2 separate regions of the Homo sapiens genome follow, and region 2 is linked to region 1. The links are chromatin loops, found by intact Hi-C in ENCODE. Cell type or tissue: GM12878. All regions are shown on one strand.

What was found. Hi-C counts contacts between places; a loop is a spot of excess contacts. Peaks named below come from ENCODE experiments on the same cell type or tissue, not always from the same donor. Only the 100,000 strongest peaks of a DNase experiment are listed, where the experiment ranks them.
Region 2: it touches region 1 in a loop (6-fold over the local background); 3 of 110 quality-filtered maps call a loop at or near these places.

What each region holds. Positions count from the first base shown.
Region 1 is chr2:57,758,882-57,761,381 of GRCh38, forward strand. No RefSeq gene overlaps it. Among named protein-coding and RNA genes, the nearest start is that of VRK2, 290 kb to the right of the region's middle. RefSeq lists an enhancer at 1,013-1,307. In GM12878, a CTCF peak has its summit at 1,131 (motif pointing right); DNase peaks (open chromatin) are centred at 1,120 and 1,780; H3K4me3 peaks cover 666 bases; H3K27ac peaks cover 650 bases.
Region 2 is chr2:58,870,424-58,872,923 of GRCh38, forward strand. The region is part of intron 3 of LINC01122 (long intergenic non-protein coding RNA 1122); the gene reads left to right. Among named protein-coding and RNA genes, the nearest start is that of LINC01793, 350 kb to the right of the region's middle. In GM12878, a CTCF peak has its summit at 1,536 (motif pointing left); DNase peaks (open chromatin) are centred at 458 and 1,298.

The sequences.
Region 1 (2,500 bases):
GCCAAGAAAGGAAGTATCACAAACTGGGCACAAATTAACCTAAAACCAAAGAAAGGAGGAAGAAAATAAGTGGACTCAACAGCCTCAAATCACACCAGTTGCTTCAGAGCAATACCGTTGCTTTCAGATGTTTCTCCTTCGATTCTTTTCATAGGGTCTGTGGTTGTTGTTGCTTATTATAACTCTAAAGCCAAATATACTATTACATTTAGTGAGATGTCTGTGGAGATGGAAATGAGACCATCACGATTCTCACTATCATATGCAGTCGTTTTTTACTTCTTTTCCAGAGATCTGCTGGCCCCCACATCTTTATGCAAAGGGGTAAATGCCATCATAAAGAGGGACAAGCAAGATGTGTACACCAGGTGCACAGAATGTTCTCTGTGGGCGGATCAGCCTAAAAGGTGGAGATAACTGGAGGTGAAGAGGAAGCTGAGTGGTATGCAAAGTGGGAGGGAGGCTAGACAGAATGAAGCCTTTGACCTTGGAAGAGCTGCGTACTAGTGAAGTAGAGGGAGGGGGAGGGAGAACGGAATGAGGAATTCCTTGCTGTAATATATTCGGGTAAAAATGGGGCTGTCATCTTGAGCTACAAGTTAGAAAGTTATTACTTTTAATATGCCACTACCTTAGGCCTATACTGTTATGTAAAAGAAAAATAACCTTGTGTGACAGTTTAACATTGATCGATGTGCCTGCCAAATGCAAAGAGATAAATAAGCAGGTGATGAATAAACAGCACTTCAAGTAAAGACATTACGCTGCATGCATAAAACGGCGCCAGGCACCTAGGAGCTGTGGGTGGCCGAAGGTTGGCCATTTCATGCCCACTCAGTAAAGCAGACTTAATCGCTTCCAATATTTTCTGTTAAAAAGCACGCTTAATGAGCCAATTTCACAAGCCCAGAGAAACTGATTATTATCTCTGAGTTCCAAGAGAGTTGGTTGTTTTCCAAGAGCCAGGTTTTTTTTTTTTTTCCTTGATGGGATAAAAAACCTTTTTTAGAAAGAGAGAGAGGGGCGTAGGAGAGAGAGCAAGAGAGAAAGGGAGAGAGGGGGAGTGAGGGAACGACCGAGCCAGCAAGAGGGCACTGAGAGCCAGCTGGCAGGGGAGAGATGGCCACTAGATGGCAGTGTTACCCCGCCGTCGGCACCCGGCCCGGGCTGGGAACTGGACAGGACCATTTGGCGGAAACGTGGCATGGTGAATAACGCTGAGAGCTGTGCCTCGAGAGTTCAGACCCGACCCTCCGCCCTCCTCGGGCCTTTTGTCCACAATTTTTCCATCCTCCAGCCCATACAAGGCGAGGAGACAAAAGGGGCAGTCCCCGAATGGCCTCCCTCTGAGAGCCCAGGGCTCTGATTCTTCTATGCAGCCTTCTTTCACAAAGTACAGGGGTCCCTTCGTCCGATTAGACTGAGTTCTTCCTGAATTTTTTTCTTTTTCTTCTTTTTCTTTTTATTTTTTTACCCTGGGAGGCTTGCAATCTCTGCATCCCTCACAGGACTAAGCATCTGCTTCTGAAGGCATGGAAAATTCCAACAGGATAAACCTATCTCGTTTTTCACCATGTATTTACTTTAGGGCAGGTTATTTTCTTCTTGCCTCTTATTTTGCACACTTTTTTTTTTCACTTTCAGTAAAAAGTGTGAACAAAAGGAATTTACCCCCATAGGAAAAGATTGGGAGTAGGGAAAGGGAGAGAGCACCCCTTAGGAAGCCAGCTGTCCTTCAAAGAGTTTCATTATGTATCTTCCTCCAGCTACACCGCAATGTGGTGAACGCCACAGAAACACAGGGTTATTGTCACCAACTGCAGTTATTCAATTGCCACTAGGAGAGAGGACCCAGCAAGGAGACCTCAGCATATAATTAACTCGGATATTTTTTAAAAATTGAAATGAACTGTTGTTAGGTTCTAAATTGAGATGCAAGTTAATTATTTATGAATATTCATAGAAAACTTGAACAATTTCCAAACTTGGCCTTTAGTTTCTCATCAGTTAACCAAATAGTTGATGTGTATTTTTTCTGTAAGATAATTTTCTCTTAATGTGCACTGGAACTACCAACTTCATTAAGATTTTTGAGATTCATTTTGCCTTGTGATGAATCAAAAGGGAATGGACTTAGTAACAGAGAAAATAAAATGTTCATCTCTTATCTTTTACTTATACATAAGAGAAGAATGAAATGACACTCAGCAAAAATTAGTCAGTTATGGTAACAAAAAAAACTGGCATATTTGAGGAACATTCAGAAGAAGCAGATCAATGTTCTGTATGTGTATAGGGGGAAAAGGAGGAAGGGTAGGGAGTGTTTGGGGAGTGGAAGGTGGCCATAGATATGAAACCACCGAAAGAAGGAAGGTACCCAACTCCCAGGAACTTATTCCAGGTAATCATGTACCTGTGATGGGTTCAGGATATGCTTCTCCCAAATATGGCACCTTGGCATTTGAAAAACAAGAAGCAGGACAGTCGCCCTTACTTTCTT
Region 2 (2,500 bases), 1.1 Mb after region 1:
TTGAAAGTAATATGGGTCAGTTTACATTTGCAAAAGAAATTTCAGTGGCATTACAGTAAGTCTGGAACAGAAACCAGACAGCAACATGCTTTCCACAAGAAATTTTAAACCAACTAAATGATTTATATTTGAATTATAACTTGTAAAATTAAAGTAATTCATGCATATTATAATAATTTGGGGTAATTAATGCTAGATGCTGTAACAACCCCAAACTCTCATTGGCTTATTTTCTTATTCACATAAAGTCCAGTGTAGATGTTGTTAGTTAACAACAAGTGGTCTTCAAAATAGTTCTTCAAGGACCCAGGTTCTTTGCATCTGATGGATCCATCATCCCTTCTGGCCTTTGATTCTTTTTGCTGGAGACTTGGTATTTGATCAGGGATCAGGGAAAGAGAGAGGGTAAAAGATCATGTGATACATTTTTATGGGCTATGCACAGAGACGCTGTTATCACTTTCTCTCACATTCCATTGGCTAATACTCAGTCACATGGCCATCCACCTTCAAAGGAGGCTGGGAAATGTAGTCTGTGTGTCCAGGAAGTAAAGGGAACAGGTTTTGATGAACACATAGCAGCCTGCAACGTACAAATAGCTTAAAAATTTATAGGCACAGAGGCTTACAACAAAAAATTGAAAAATAAACTCTTTTCTACCTCCTAGCCCATTGGCAGTGCCCTGAGTAATGTACCTCTGATTCCTTTTTTAGAGCATGTGACAGCAAGATTGCCTCTATGTTTAGCTCAATGTAACATACATGTTGTGAAGCAGGAGAAAGCATTACATTTCAGATTATTAGAGTAATTCCAGGTCAAAGATCCAGAGTTCAGTGAGGTGTGTCACCCACCAGCCATTTGGGTTGAAGCATCAAGGTGTCCCCATCACTTTAGGGCAGGGTTTCTCAGTCTCAGCACTACTCACATTTTGGAATGGGTAATTCTTTGTTGATAGGGGCTGTCCTATATATTGTAAGATGTTTAGCAGCATTCCTTGGCTCTACCCACTAGGTAGTAGTAGTAGTAGTACCCCTCCCCTTACTTGTGACAATTGAGCATTCCCTGACATTGCATATGTATCCTGGAAAGTAAAATAACCCCTAGTTAGGAACCACTGCCAGAGAGGTTGAACCTGGGAGACTCAGAGAGAAGAAGACAGATTCTGTCACTGTGGGCCTCAGATGATGGCACCACTGAGTTTTAAAGGTAAGAATTCCCCTCAGCTTGAGTTGTAGAGAAAGATGAGGATGTGAAAGAATACCATTGCTGAGGTACTTTGGTGTGAAAGACGCAGTTAGGTACAGCACACCATCATATTACTTTAAGATCCAGGAATGACTTTCTTCGTGACTCCAGCCAATACTATTCTCCATGCCTCATCCTTATCACATCTACTAGTCAGAAACATGGCAACACTTGAACAGAAGTTGGGAGTTTAAGGACAAAGAAAGCTAGGTATCAACTTGATTTATCTAGCTGAGGTAGACCAGACCTTTTTTTTTTTTCCCCCTGAAGTGCAGCCCCCTGGTGGATAAAGATTTACTCTACATCTCTGATTCAGCTGCCCTGTGGAGACAGACATTAAAGAAGAATTAAGAATGAAGACAAGAATATTGATCTCCCTCACCAATCTCCTCTAACCGATACCTCTTAATCACAGAACAAATTGGAGTCCCGGTAAACTACTTTAATGAGCATCCATTCTATTTCTTAGTTCACATGATGGGAAGAGAAGCTATCTTGCTGTCTCCCTACCTGGTTTCTCTTTATTTGTGTTTGTAATTCACTTTCTCATACCATGTCTATATTTCATTTTATGTATACATGCATATATATATATACACATACACACACACACACACACACACACATATATTATTTCACATTTTCATCTGTGTTTTGCTGTAACACTGGAGGTTTATTATTTTAGATTGTTGTGAGGCACCTGAATATTTTGCAAGACAATGAGCCTCTAGAATCTTGGTATCCAAGGAACTAATTTCGTGCAGCAAGAGAAAAAAAAAAGGTAAGCAAAAGAAAACAGTAACTATACATCTGGATTCTAGACAGTGTTAGGATGGCATAACTTGTTCCCATCTGAGTGAATTCAGTGGATTTGTATTATACAGTGCCTGCTTAAAACGTGTAGCCAAATCAGAGCCATTCTTTAAATTAAAAACAAACCCCATGGCTTTTGCAGCACTGTGTGCCTTGTATTTGCAACTCTGTTCAGTGAAACAAACTCTTGTCCCAAGAGAGTGGGCAGACAGGAGAGCTCTTAGTGCACAAGCATAAATTTCTTCCTCCTTCCAAATGATATTTTATAAAATTGTAAAGGAAATTGACACCTGAAAGTGCCTGGGTAATGCCATGTCATAAACTTTGTACTGTAAATTGGAGAGCTGGGGTAGACTGTGTTTTGAGCAGCAGGCTACGTACCCAGAAACTGGGCCTATGTTCCCAGGCCTGTCCCTGGCTTTGTGTCACCCAGGGGAAATC